Regions from separate parts of the Homo sapiens genome. Here regions 2, 3 and 4 are each linked to region 1. The links are chromatin contacts, found by Hi-C or POLR2A ChIA-PET in ENCODE. All regions are on one chromosome and are shown on one strand. The core of a region is the stretch at or near the end of the contact, and the rest is flanking DNA. Distances in the headings are between cores, read along the strand shown.

Region 1 (3,322 bases), core at 823-3,322:
CTCCCTCCCCAGCTGCATACCCTAAAGCTTCTTCCCACCAGTTGGGGGGGGGGGGCACCATATGGGTGGCTGGGGGCTCAGCATCTGGGCCATGATGTCCCCTTCATCAGACCTGACCACTCAAAAGACCACATTTCCCTCATCCCTGTGTCCCTTGCGGCAGTTGCCTGAGGTCAGAGGGTACAGTGGTCAACCTCTGACTGACCCTCTCATCTCTCTTTGCAGATCTCATAAGTGCAGGGGAAAGGGGTGGGGCAGCAGCTCCTATCCTTCCCTCCCAGCCCTACTCCGGGCCCGGTCAGCTCCTGGCCACTGTACTCACCGAAGCTGTGGCCCAGAATGGAGAATCGATTCCATTTCAAGGCTGGAAATGCAAGGAGCCAGAAGGTCCGGCTGGGCACAGGCTCAGCCCACGATCTTGCTTCTAGTCCCCAGGCTCAGGAAATCCCTTCCCAGCATCTGGGGTGTCCACCCAGGACACTAGCTTGGGGGACCCACTGGAGGAAGCGAACTCTTCAACTTTCCCAAGATCTCCCGTGAATTGCTGGCAGACCTGGGGCCAGAGCCCAGGCCCCACTCTCAGGCCAGCGCTGCTTCCTGGATCCTACCCCGCCTCCAGTGATAAGAGGGGGTGCCCTAGAGCACCCCCCACACCGCCGAAAATACACACTCTGTTTCTTACCTGCCACAACTCTTCGGATCTCACTCACAAAAGTCTGGAGGTAATATGGGACACCTGGGCTGTAATGGGACGAGAGCCCATGACCTCCGAAATCCATGGCAACGTAATAAAAGTCTGAAACAGAGAGAAGCGGGTTGGAGGGTAGGAAGAGGTGTCTATGCCAGCTGTCTCCCCGCCCTCCTCATTCCCCTGCAGACCTCCCCCCTCACCTTCCTGCCCACTTTCCCCCTGGCCTTCCCTTCAGCCCCAGCCTCACACCTTGCGGGAGAAGAGGGATGAGTCTGTCGAAGGAGCTGGCATTGTCCAGCCAGCCGTGCAGGCAGAGAACTGGAGGGCCCTGCAGGGAGCCCCAGGCTTTGGCTGCGATGTGGCCCCAGGGCACAGCCAGCTTCAGCTCTGAGATCAGACCTGAAAGACACAGCCGGGTCTTTCATTCCTTCATTCATTCACCCATGAAGCTGGTGCTCCCTGAGCCCCTTATCTCTGCCTGATGTGCTTGAGCCAGGGGCTCATGTCCAGAGGGACTCAGACCCTTAGCTGCCCCAGAAGGTTATGGGGAGAGAGTCAGACATGGGAGTGGAGACTCCCAGAGGAGGGACAGAGAAGTTAAGCCGGAAAAAGCTGTGACAGGCCTCAGAGCATGCACCCCATTTAAACTGGGGCAGAACCTTCTAGAATGTGCTGGGGCGGGGGCGCTGGTCAGGCCTGGACCCCATCACTTGCTGGCTGGGTAACCTTGGAGAAGTTACTAAAACGTCTTGAGCCTGTTTCCTTTCCTGTAAAACCGGAGTAAAGAAACAGCCCGTTTCCTAAGCCTTTCCCAAAGGCCAGAGGGGTGCCAAACCCTCATACACGCAGCAGGTGGGACCACTGTCACTCTCCCTCCACAGAGCAGGAAACTGAGGCACTGGGAGCTGCAGTACATGCCCAAGGTCACACTGGGCGACAAGGGCGGAGTGGAAATTTAGGGCAGGCGGTGGGACTCCAGGAACCCCCACCGCCCCCACATCTGGCAGCCTCCTCCGTCTCTGCAAGGCTGGAGACTTGCGCACCCCCGACACCCACGCGCACGCTCGGCTAACTCAGGGGCTCCTGGAACCCTGGGAGGCCACGTGCGGCCGTGTCCCGGGTCCCCCAACTCCTGGCCGGTCGCGCTCTCATGCCCCGGGACTGCCGAGGAAGGAGCTGCGACACCCAGGAGGGCGACGCGGTCGGCGAACCCTCCACTCCATCCCGCCCTCTTCTACTGTCCCAACCAGGTGGGTGGGCAGTGGGACGCTCGCACAAGGCCTCCCCGTCAGACCTGGTGCGGCGTTCTCACTCATCGCTCTCGTCCCGCGAATGCGCTGCTGTCACTCCCTCACGCCTGGCTAGGTCGCAGGAGCAGAGTGACGCCCGCAATTCCGGGCCCTATCTCCAAGCTGTCCTGCCCCGCCCTACCCCAGGCAGGCCCCGCAACTCCAGCAGTCCCCGCCCCCACTCAGAAGGCCCCGCCTTCCCACCGCCCTGCCCGAGCCCCGGCGGGCCCTGCTCCCACAGCCGCGGGCTCCACCCCAGGAAGGTCCACCCCCACCGCCAGGCCGCGCCCCCACCCGCCAGGCCCGGCCTTCCCGCCACACTGTCCGCGCCCACCGGCTTGGAACCCAGCAGGGCGCCAACCCCCGGGCAGTCCTGATGGCCGCCCCCACGTCCGCGCGGGACCAGACCCGGGGAGCAACCACAGCGAGTTGGGCCTCTGAATGCTCGCTGGCCCGCGCCGCAGGGCTGAAGGCTACCCTTTGTTTAGTGGCTTACTAGCCCCCTTGACGGACAGCCTGCGTCCACCGTGTCCCCACCGTGTCCTGGGATTCTCAGCAGAGCCTGGCACAAGCCAGTCTTAATAATTGTTGTACAGGCCGGGCGCGGTGGCTCACGCCTGTAATCCCAGCATTTTGGGAGGCCAAGGTGGGCGGATCACAAGGTCAGGAGATCGAGACCATCCTGGTTAACATGGTGAAACCCCGTCTCTACTAAAAATACGAAAAATTAGCCGGGCGAGGTGGTGGGCGCCTGTAGTCCCAGCTACTCTGGAGGCTGAGGCCGGAGAATGGCGTGAACCCGGGGGAGCGGAGCCAGCAGTGAGCCGAGATCGCACCACTGCACTCCAGCCTGGGCGACAGCGAGAGTCCGTCTCAAAAAAAAAAAAATTGTACAGGTGAACAAATGAATGTATAAATTGGGGACGTGGAGGAACCCTCCAGGTGAGGGATTATAAACAATATCTGCCTGGAAAGGATCGAAAACCCCAAGTTATGAAGAGGATGTTTGGGGTGAGCAGATTCATGCACTAAATCCTACAATGAAAGAGGGAAAGTGCACCCTTTGAGTCTGAAACAGTGGCAAGTCTAGGACAAATAAGAACAAGTACTGGTAGTGAATTCTCTTTTTTTTTTTTTTTTTTTTTTTTGAAACAGAGTCTCGCTTTGTAGCCCAGGCTGGAGTGCCGTAGCGCGATCTCGGCTCACTTAAACCTCCGCCTCCCGGATTCACGCCATTCTCCTGCCTCAGCCTCCCGAGTAGCTGGGACTACGGGCACCCACCACCACACCCGGCTAATTTTTCTTGTATTTTTTTTAGTAGAGACGGAGTTTCACCGTGTTA
Region 2 (3,322 bases), core at 514-3,013, 250 kb after region 1:
CATTAGCTGTCCCTCCTTTGCCGGCTCTTGCTCTGGGCTAAGAGGTGGGTCTGTGCCATGCAGACCCATCAGGGGGTTCTCTCCCAGCTCCTCCAAGAGGCCTTTCCTCTGGGGGCTTAGGTTGAGGGACCTGCCTGAGGTCGTCCAGCTGTACTTGCGAGCCCTGGGCCCGGAATCCAGGCCTGCCGGCCCTGAGTCTTGCTCACACCAGCCCCCGTGGCCGTCCAGCCAAGCGGCTGTGCACTGGAGTGCTCCTCCTCGGAGAACTGAAATCTACCAGGGGAATGGCTGCCCATCTGCTCGGGTTTTGCCCGCTGGCAGTGAGAAAGGGAGTCCCCTGTTCCCCACGACAGACTTCAGGGAGCCAAGGGACGCAGCCAGGTCTCCCCAGCCTGCAAACATTGCTTCCCACCTTCCCTCCCTTGCTGCTCCCAGACCCCTCCCAAAGGTTTCCATTGCCCTGGAGCTACGCCAGGGAGCTCTGTCACCTTTGGCATGGCTCTTGCAGACACCTCCGCCTGTCGAATCACTTTGACTTAGGAAGCCCTGCTTTCTCCACCTCTGGGCCTGTGTGCATGCCACCTCCTTGGCTGGGAACAGTGTCCCCTCCTGTCCTCACCTTGCAGGTGGATTCCTCTTTGGAGGGACCAGGCCACGTGCCTTACCCAGTCCAGCCCCCACCATAGCCCCCTCACCCTGTGGTGGTGGTTGTGTGGTCACGTCTGTCTCCCCAAGGTGCACGCCTTGTCTGTCTGGCTCTCCTCTGTCTCCCTGGGGCGTGGCACAGAGTAAGTGCTCAGCAAACACTTGTTGAACCTATGAATGACTCCATCCTCGCCTTGTCCTGACAGCCCCATAGTGAAGATCTGAGCCGACCTCTCTCCTGCTTACACACCTCCAACGGCTCCCTAGTGCCCGCAAGATAAACTTCCGCATTTCTGAACCCCCACATCCACCTCCTCCCAGCCTTGCCTCTGGCTTCCAGCAGCCATTTACACCTCCACCCTGGTAAGTGCAGATGCCATGCTCTGCCCTAGGACCTTCCTTTGGGGAGACTCCCCTACCGCCACCCTACAGAGGTAGCTGCTTCCTCCTTGGAGGCCACACCTCTCTATCCTAAACACCCTCCCCTGTCCTGGCCTCTGAAGGTGGGGTTAAGGCTGACTCAGGGCCTTGGGGAGCAACAGAAGAATGAATGGTTGAATGCATGGTGCATTCTGCAGGTGGGGCTCGGGGGAGGGGAAGCTGCCCAGGTCTTGGCAGGGGGAGGAGGGAATGTCAGGAGTGGATAGGGAGGATGGGCTGAGCAGAGGCAAAGGCAGAGAGGCAGGCCTGGGTTAGTCATCAGGGTGATGAGTGGGGCTGAGTGTGTTGGCCCTGGGCTGGACGAGGGGTTTTCTGAGACCCTCCCCTGCCACTAACCTCCCTATACTTCCCTTTCCCAGCAGCCACAGCCCTGCCCCTTGGGCTGCTGACCGCAGGAGGCTTCAGGCATGGGAGTCCTGAGACCCCAAGTCTTAGCCCGCACCCCTTGAGCACTCACTGTGTGTGTCCCTGAACAAGTGCCTTTCCCTTCCTGGGCCTCAGTGCCCCCTGGGAAACAAAAGCGTTGCTGCCCACCATCAGAAGTGGGAGGTGACCGAGGTTCTGGGCCCCAGTCAGGACATGCTCTATTTGGCCCATGTGGCGCTTTTTTTCTTTTTTTTTTTAGTTTGAGCCAAAATTAAAACAGGGAAGTTTTCACATACAAATCTAGATTTCTGGCTTCTGTTGATATCTGGGCTGGCCCAGCCACGAGCTCTCACCGGCAGGAGTAGCTGGGTGGTCTTCACTCTTGGCCACCTGCCCAGCCTCCTAGCAGAGGCCCCAAAGCCCTGCCGCTCTCCTTGGGGGAACAGGTTTCAAAACCTGCCTCCCCTTACCCTGCCTTGAGATAAAACCGCATTCCCCTAACCCCCTGATATTCCAGACAATCTGCCTCGTTTTAAAATTCCTTCAGCAGCCCCAGGCCCAGCGGCTTCTACCAGCGAAGGAACGAAGGAACGAAAGGAACCAGGCTGCACGTGACTGCTTTGCGGCTGGGGAAGGCTTTGATGTTGCGGGTGATTTCAGCGCGCCCCTCCCCCTCCCCCTCCCCGCCCTTCCTTCCCCTCCTCTCCTTTCTTCCTCTGCTCCCTTTCCCCCTCCTCCTCCACCCGCTCCAAGCTTCCCTTCTACCCCTTTCTGTCTTTTCCCTCCTCCCTCCTCCCCTCCGCTTCCTTCTCCCCCTTCTCTCTTCCCCTCCCCCATCCCCACCACTTCCTCCTCCTCTGCTATTCTCTCTTACCGACCCCACTCCAGGTACCTGCTAATTGCACTTCCCTCCTGCTATTAATTACCTGACCTAGAGAGACCCCAGCCAGGTCACTCCTAGGAGGTCTTGAAGTGTTGGGGTGCGGGCAGGGGGGCCTGCGTTCGGGGAGAGGTACAGAGGTTGGAGAGCTGCTAGCTGGGACAGAAAGGCAAGAGGGACTGGTGACCAGTGGGACATGTGATTCCCCTCCACCCCCATTCCAGTTCCTCGGGGTTCCTGGGTGACCCACCACTGCCAGCATGTTCTGTTCATGAGGCCTTGAGGCCCCTTTGTCCTGGGGGAAATTGAGGCCCCAGGGCATTGGAGGTTGGCTAGGAGTGGGGAGGGGAGATGGGAGAGAGAGTCCATGGGGAGGGAGAGCAAGGTAAGGACTGTGTGAGAGGCAGATGGAGAGAGTGCCAGAGCAGGGGGCTGGATGTGGGGAGAGGGGCTGGGAAGGACCCTCAGTTCCTGCACCCCCAGCCAGACATGGCCTCACCTCCTTGCCGCCGTCCTCCCTGTGATTGTCCTCTGGGCTCACTGGTTGCTCTTGCTGTCTGCCTACCGCCCCCTTGCCCCCATCCTCCCGTGCCTTCTAAAGGCCAGAGAAGCCTGCAGGGCCAAGTCCAGATTTTTGGGGGTACCCCTCCAGGTCTCCGTTCCCCTCCACAGCAGGGGTCTGGGCAGGCGGTGGGTGTGGGAACCCTTGGAGCCCACCCATCACTGCCATGGTTATTCTCTGTTTCAGTTGGTCCACAGCTTCTAAGGCTGAGGACACACCAGTGGGTGCCTCCTCTGTGCTGGCCGTGGTGCCCGGCCCCTCCCTGCCCTGGGCCCTCTCGTCCTCCCCCGACTTGAGGCAGGGATGGCTCCTGGAGGCCGGGGCATTGGGCACGCTGGTTCTGGACTGTCCTGGGGAAGGCCTGGTGGGGAGGGGACTGCCTGCTGCTCTGGCCTCCAGGCTCTGGCCCATCCCTGCTGTGGTTTCTT
Region 3 (3,322 bases), core at 239-2,738, 220 kb before region 1:
CATATTCCCATTTCACATGGAGGGTGAGTGAAAGGCAGCCCTAGGTGGCTCTCTCTAACTCCAAACGTATGAACGTGGGTTTCCCCAGCACCGTCCAACCCCAGGCCTCACTGGGACTCCTTCCCAAGCTTTCCATCTGATGCTTTTAGGGCCCAGCAGCCACAGGTGTCTCAGGGAGGATGCTGGGCCCAGTGCTGGACCCTGCCAGGCAGGCTCCCTCAGCCGTGGGGCGGGTGGCCGGTCCCATCTGGTGGGCCCATTCCCCCTGCCTGAGTGCACAGATGTGTGTGTGTGTGAGTTTAGTGTGTGTTCTTGGCCCATTCATCTTTCAGCTTTTGTGTTTTATTATGTAATCATTTTGCATGAGTGCTTAGTATATGAAAGATGTTAGTTAATATTTGTTAAACAAAACACATTTTGGATCTATCGATTAAAAAAGAAAAAGGTGATAACGACAATCCAAGGACCAGGTGGAAACCGGTGAAGGCTGGACTGAGGGCTCAGGCAGTGGTGCGGAAAAGGTACTTATTGTACTTCTGTTCTTGAGATGAAGCCAGTGAGGGCCAGGGGATGTTTCTGAACCTCTGCGCCAAGAGGAATCGGGTCAGCAAAGAGAGAGGAGTGGGAGACAGAGGTTCGTCTTACACACACAGCCTTTCCCAGGAACAAATTCTCTCTTAAAATGCAGCATTAGGAAATCACCTCAGAGCCGGGCGCAGTGGCTCACGCCTGTAACCCCAGCACTTTGGGAGGCCGAGGCAGGGGGGTCGCTTGAGCTCAGGAGTTTGAGACCAGCCTGGGCCACACAGCAAAACCCTGTCTCTAAAAATACAAAAATTAGCCAGGCATGGTGGTGGGTGCCTGTAATCTCAGCTACTCAGGAGGCTGAGGCACGAGAATCGCTTGAACCCGGGAGGTGGAGGTTGCAGTGAGCCGAGATCATACTCTAGCGTGGGTGACGGAGTGAAACTCCGTCTCAAAAAAATAAAGATAAAAATAAAAATTGCACCCCTCCCCAGCTGAGCATGGTAACTCATGTCTGTAATCCCAGCACTTTGGGAAGCCAAGGCAAGAGGATCTCTTAAGCCCAGAAGTCTAAGACCAGCCTGGGCAACATAGTAAGACCCCATCTCTACAAAAAACTGGGGAAAAAAAAATTAGCTGGGCATGAAAGTATGCACCTATAGTCCCAACTACTCGGGAGGCTGAAGCCAGAGGATCGCTTGAGCCTGGTAGGTCGAGACTGCAGTGAGCTGTGATCGTAACTCTGCACTCCAGCCTAGGCAAGAGGGCGAGACCCTGTCTCAAAAATAAATAATTGCGACCCTCCCCCACGCAGCTGCTGCTTGGCTCGGGAAGGAGCTGACTCTCCCCACTGATCCCGGAACGTCCCGCTCTGCGTGGTTACGTGGGCTCAGAGACCATTGTTTGCACTGCGTCCCGGGATGGATTTACACAGGACCACGTGCCTTCTGCTCCCTCCCACTCCCGTCCGCGTTCCCTGTTTGTGGTTCTTATCATTTTGCTCGCGTGAGTCATTGGTCTCGCCGAAAACAGGAGCACAGCGGAGGTCACGCCAGCTGCAGCCCAGCACGGACAGACGGATGGCGGCAGCCAGACATCAGGGGCTCCTCGGCTTCCCTCTGCCCGACACCTGTGCTGGTCCCGCCGGGTCGGCGGGGTCCTGCAGGGGCGCTGGGCAGAGAGGGTGCCGCCCAGCCGGGCTGAGAACCCACCTGTGCCCTGTGCCCTGTGCCCTGAGGCCTGCTCCTGGGCTGTGGGGGCCCCGTTCGCCCCCGCACCGGACATGACCTCTCCCACAAGCTCTCACTTCCTCTCCGCTGCCCTGTGGCTGTCCTCCTTGTCGCACGGTTGGCTGCCCTTGTCTACACCACGACGCCCTGCTTGGGAAGGCCCCTGTTTGTCCAGGCACCCAGGGCCGGAGCCAGGCACAAGGCATCACTGCCTGGACACCTAAGTCCAGTGGACGCTCCTGTGGGACCCGTGTCCCTCAAAGGGGCCCCTGCAGCTCCACACTCCAGCCGCCTCCCCCGTCACCTCCTCACCTCACCCCAGGCCCAGCCAGCCCCTGCGGCCCCCACCAAGCCATTCAGGCCACTCTGGAGGCCCTCACCTTCCACCCGCAGCCGGTGGGCCTGCAGACCCTCCCGATCCCGGACTCCTGAGCCTCCCAAGCCCACGGTCTCCACGTGACTCGAGCCACCCCCTCCCTGGCTGGGAGCCCTGAGGGTCCCTTCCTCCTGCCACGGGGTCTCCTGCCTCTCCACAGCGCAGACCCTCCCAGGTGAAGCCCTGAACCCTTCAGAATGGCCCAAGGGGCGCCTGTCCACCCTGCTGCCCCCCACCCTCTGCCCCTCAAGGCCTGGGGCATCCAGGCTCTATGACCTTTCCAAGGGTTTGCTGGAAGGAGCCTGGGGTTGGGAGCCGCTTGTGGAGGCGAACAGGCTCGTGGGCCATGACAGTCCCCTCGCTTCCTCCCTCACACAGAGGAGAGCAGCATCCACCGGGTCACCTGTGGGAGAGTTGGAGCCACTGGAAACGCGGGGCTCAGGGTGCCCGGCACACAGTGGGCCTGCAGGTGGGCACGGTCGGCCCCTCACAGAGTAAGCGGCTGAGGCACTGCCTGTGCTTGCGAGGTGCTCAAGTCACACCCCAGTAAACGGGGAGGGAGCTGCCTCCACCCCACCACCCACCCACCCACCCTCATCCATTCAGGTTCTCACACACACGCCCGTCACCGTCAGCCAGCGCCCCAGCCGGTCCCATGGCCCTCCCAGTTCCGTGAACGGCGCCACCTCTCAGGCCTCCATCCTGCCACTGGCCAGGTCACTCAGACTGTGGAGGGGAGGGTCTGACAGGCCCAAGCCCGACCCTGTGCCCCTCTCTGGCTGCAGCCCCGCATGCCTGAGGGTGGCTGGAGGGGGCCCAGTGCCTGCTGGGTGGGTGTCCCTTCCGGAGGCTCTGCAAGTGAGTTGCCTTCTGAGTCCGCGCAGGTGGTTGGTGGGATCTGGTTTCTGTGGCTATAGGACTGAAGTCCCTGTTCCCTGGCTGGCTGTCAGCCAGGGCCCAGCCTTAGCAAGTAGAGGCCTGTCTCTGTCCTTGCCCGTGGGCCCCCGTCTCGGAGCCGGCAGCGGCATGTCCAGTCCTCACACTTGGAAACTCTCTGGCTTCCCATTCGGCCTGGTCTCTCTTCTGCTTCCAGCCAGAGAAAGTCCTTTTCTGCTCTTACAGCTCATGGGACTGGACCAGACCCACTATCCCAGCCATGTCTAGGATAATTTCCCTCCCTATTTTAAGGTTC
Region 4 (3,322 bases), core at 406-2,905, 160 kb after region 1:
CAGTAAGCTGAGATTGCACCATTGCACCCCAGCCTGGGCAACAGAGTGAGACTCCATCTCAAATAATAATAATAATAATAATAATAATAATAATAATAATAATAATAAATAAAACCAAGGCCCAGAGGGGAACTGGCTCGCTCGAGGCCAGAGCCAGTGACAGCAGAGGAAGACTGGACACTGGACCTGGCTGGCACCACTAGGGGCCCACCCATGGCTGCTGGCTCGGTCCCTGGGGCCCTGCCCCACTGGCACTGGTCCCAGTAGCTTGGGTCCCTACCAGCCAGGTGCTCTGTCCAGGGACATCACCTCGTGTGGGCCTTTTCCATTTCCTGTGTCTCCAGGTGCAGGAATGGCTTGATGCAGGTCTTGTAGGCATTTGCCATGTTTCCCTGGAGAGGGTGAGTGGGAGGGACTGAGTGATGAATCTCTGTGTGACCTCATGACAATCTGCCATCCTTTCCCCTGGGGGGTCTGTGCGGGGAGGAAGACGAGAGCCACTCATCCCTGGCCCTGACTCCTTTCTCCCTACAGAAGCGGATGCGGGGTCCAGGGAAGGACCCCACCAGGAAGTGCCCAGATCCAAGATCTGCCAGCAGCCCCAAGCAGCATCCTTCAGAATCTGTCTACACAGTGAGTCCCGGGGCCCCCGGCTCCCTCCACCTCTTTCAGGCCTTAGGCAGAGTCTGTCTTGTACCAGGGTCTGTCTGGCTCAGTCTTGTACCAGCTGTGTGGACTCTCCTAGCCTCAAGTTCCTCATCTATAAAATGGGGATAACAATTCTTACCTCATGGAATTTCTCTGAAGCTGAAAAGAGATGACACGTGCAGGGCTCCTGGAAGGCATACGAATGTCAGGTGCCCCCCATGCCCTGTTCCCCTCCTTGGCATGGATCCTCATTCTGGGACAAGGGGTAGTGACGGCACAAGTTGGCGAAGAATGAAGAAAGCTCCTTCATCTGACCAAACAGCTCTTACCACTTCCTCCTGTTTTTATTGTATAAACAACAAAAATCACAAAAAGAGGAAGAGGTCAGGCGCCATCCCACGCCCTTAACACATCAGTGATTTGTAATGATTTGCTCTCTCCCCTCCTGGCACATGCAGATATTATCTTACATGGTCACAATCACAGCGCAGACATGCGTTGGGACCCTGTTTGTTCCACTCTCTGCTGTGTTGTAGGCATTTTCTGAAACAATTTTCCTGGAGATGTGGGTGCATCTCCAGGAAGTGGAAGGTGGGTGCAGCGTAGGGGCCGAGGAGGCCAGGCTGCCCCAGCCTGGCCAGCCAGCCAGCATGCAGCCCTCTGCCCAGCGGCTGGGGCCGGGGAGGGCTGGGAACACTCTTTTTGCTACGTTCCTTTCGGCTCCACGAACAACATATGCTCCAAGTAGAGCAAGGGAAGAAGAAATGCCACCCAGTGCCAGCTGGGGTCCCCATCTCGTGAGATCTGGCACCGCCAGGTGGGCTCCCCACTCCACGCCTGGAAGGCACACAGCCCTTCTGGGGCCCTGCAGGTTCCCAGGTGCACGCTCCCCAGGTGCACGCCCCCCAGGTGCACGCCCCCTGGCTGCGATGGTGCTTGGGTTCTGCTCGTACGTGCTGTCGTTTCTGTTCCCACAACATTGACTCACCCTAATAACGCCACAGAACACCACACAGAGGACGCCCAGGATACAGCCTTGTCTGCTGAGGATGGGGCGGGTGGCAGCGAGGCCAAGGAAATGTCCCTGTGGGGCAGTGCCAACAGTTCCAAGTGGAATGTGATGGTTCTCAAAGGGCTTTCAGCTTCCCCATCCTGGGGAGTTTCTGTCAGCCACGGTTTTGCACGTGGCCGGAGACTTCCTCATACTCTCTCCTGTCTCCCAGCATCTCATAGTGGTATTTTCCCTACCAGGGATTCTGGTGTCAACTGTTAGATGAAAATATTTCTCTCTCTCCCTCTCACTCTCACTTTCCCTCTCCCCCAGCATACACATATGTGAGATATATATATATATATATAAAAGAAGAAAATAACCAGCATCCTAATCCCATCTTCTTCCAGGATAAATACTAAGAACATTGACTAATATATTTTCCAGTATTTTTTCTATAAATATATACAAAGAAACCCATACGCACTCACACATACTTCTTTTTTAATTGGAGCAATACAGCTATTTTTTTCATGAACATCTTTCCACGTGAATAAATATCTTTCTATGAGATTATGTTTAACGGAAGAGCTCTTTTGAGCAGAGCTTCTTTTTGCCTGGGTTTCACAGCCTCTAGGATGCAGGCCGACTTCTCTGGAGTGAGGTGAACAGACCTAACTGCCTGCAGAGTTGCAGGCCAGCTTGGAGAGTAGAGGTCATAGAACTTTGCCAAGCCCTTGACATAAGGGTCTACCAACTGGGATTGGGCCTGGGCGGAGAAGAGTGACAGTCACAACGATGATGGTATCAAGAGCCATTTGTTGTGTACCTACTATGTGCCAGGGATCATGGCAGGACTTTACACCTGTTATATTTTATCAATCCTCTTGATAAGGTTTTAGGGTAAAGGTTTTGTCCCCATTTTCACTTTCTTTACTTTTCTTCTTTTCTTTCTTTTTTTTTTTTTTTTGAGCAGAGTCTCGCTCTGTCGCCCAGGCTGGAGTGCAGTGGCACGATCTTGGCTCACTGCAAGCTCTGCCTCCCAGGTTCATGCCATTCTCTTGCCTCAGCCTCCCAAGTAGCTGGGACTACAGGTGCCCGCCACTGCGCCCGGCTAATTTTTTTGTATTTTTAGTAGAGACGGGGTTTCACCATGTTAGCCAGGATGGTCTCGATCTCCTGACCTCGTGGTCCGCCCACCTCAGCCTCCCAAAGTGCTGGGATTACAGGTGTGAGCCACCGCGCCTGGCCTTCCTTTGGATTTTCTACGAACCCAGTCATGTCATCTATGAATAATGCAAGTTTTACTTTTTCCTTTCCAATCCTCATTATTTTATTTTATTTTTATTATTTATATTTATTATTATTTTTTTTTGAGACAGAGTCTTGCTTTTGTCGCCCAGGCTGGAGTGCAACGGTGCAATCTCAGCTCACTTCAACCTCTGTCTCCCCTGTTCAAGCGATTCTCCTGTCTCAGCCTCCTGAGTAGCTGGGATTACAGGAGACCACCACCATACCTGGCTAATTTTTTTGTATTTTTAGTAGAAATGGGGTTTTGCCATGTTGGCCAGGCTGGTCTCGAACTCCTGACTTCAGGTGATCCACCCGCCTCGGCCTCCTAAAGTGCTGGGATTACAGGCGTGAGCCACCACGCTTGGCCTGTTTTATTTTTTTTTTTGAGAC

The links. A loop is a pair of places that touch in the nucleus more often than their neighbours do. ChIA-PET counts read pairs that join two places held with the same protein, here RNA polymerase II (POLR2A). Pooled maps may share reads with other maps.
Region 2: a loop to region 1 is called in a pooled map, with 2.2 times the contacts of the local background. The contact joins the enhancer-like site here to the promoter of SERHL2 in region 1. A Hi-C loop is called at or near these places in 1 of 50 pooled maps. POLR2A ChIA-PET finds 5 or more read pairs at or near these places in 2 of 52 experiments (A673 and naive thymus-derived CD4-positive, alpha-beta T cell).
Region 3: a loop to region 1 is called in a pooled map, with 2.8 times the contacts of the local background. The contact joins the enhancer-like site here to the promoter of SERHL2 in region 1. A Hi-C loop is called at or near these places in 1 of 37 single-sample maps with no recorded cell type and 1 of 50 pooled maps. POLR2A ChIA-PET finds 5 or more read pairs at or near these places in 2 of 52 experiments (BJ and activated B cell).
Region 4: a loop to region 1 is called in a pooled map, with 3 times the contacts of the local background. The contact joins the enhancer-like site here to the promoter of SERHL2 in region 1. A Hi-C loop is called at or near these places in 2 of 50 pooled maps. POLR2A ChIA-PET finds 5 or more read pairs at or near these places in 2 of 52 experiments (A673 and IMR-90).

What each region holds. Positions count from the first base shown.
Region 1 is chr22:42,552,706-42,556,027 of GRCh38, reverse strand. It overlaps SERHL2 (serine hydrolase like 2), which reads right to left and starts at 2,072. Exons shown (of 12, transcript NM_014509.5): 1 at 1,986-2,072; 2 at 941-1,090; 3 at 683-796; 4 at 323-364. The coding sequence starts at 2,007. RefSeq lists a silencer at 2,130-2,529.
Region 2 is chr22:42,298,777-42,302,098 of GRCh38, reverse strand. It overlaps a transcript of TCF20 not described here. Among named protein-coding and RNA genes, the nearest start is that of TCF20, 30 kb to the right of the region's middle. RefSeq lists enhancers at 712-761, 772-881, 283-961, 962-1,640, 1,552-1,781 and 1 more. Within about 2 kb of position 1,763, at least 9 of the 41 ENCODE cell types and tissues checked have a DNase peak (open chromatin) inside an H3K27ac peak, as active enhancers do.
Region 3 is chr22:42,768,342-42,771,663 of GRCh38, reverse strand. No RefSeq gene overlaps it. Among named protein-coding and RNA genes, the nearest start is that of A4GALT, 49 kb to the right of the region's middle. RefSeq lists an enhancer at 1,916-1,975 and a silencer at 1,898-2,084. Within about 2 kb of position 1,488, at least 5 of the 41 ENCODE cell types and tissues checked have a DNase peak (open chromatin) inside an H3K27ac peak, as active enhancers do.
Region 4 is chr22:42,395,169-42,398,490 of GRCh38, reverse strand. NFAM1 (NFAT activating protein with ITAM motif 1) reads left to right here. Exons shown (of 6, transcript NM_145912.8): 4 at 535-633. Among named protein-coding and RNA genes, the nearest start is that of LINC01315, 28 kb to the right of the region's middle. RefSeq lists a silencer at 1,374-1,668. Within about 2 kb of position 1,655, at least 9 of the 41 ENCODE cell types and tissues checked have a DNase peak (open chromatin) inside an H3K27ac peak, as active enhancers do.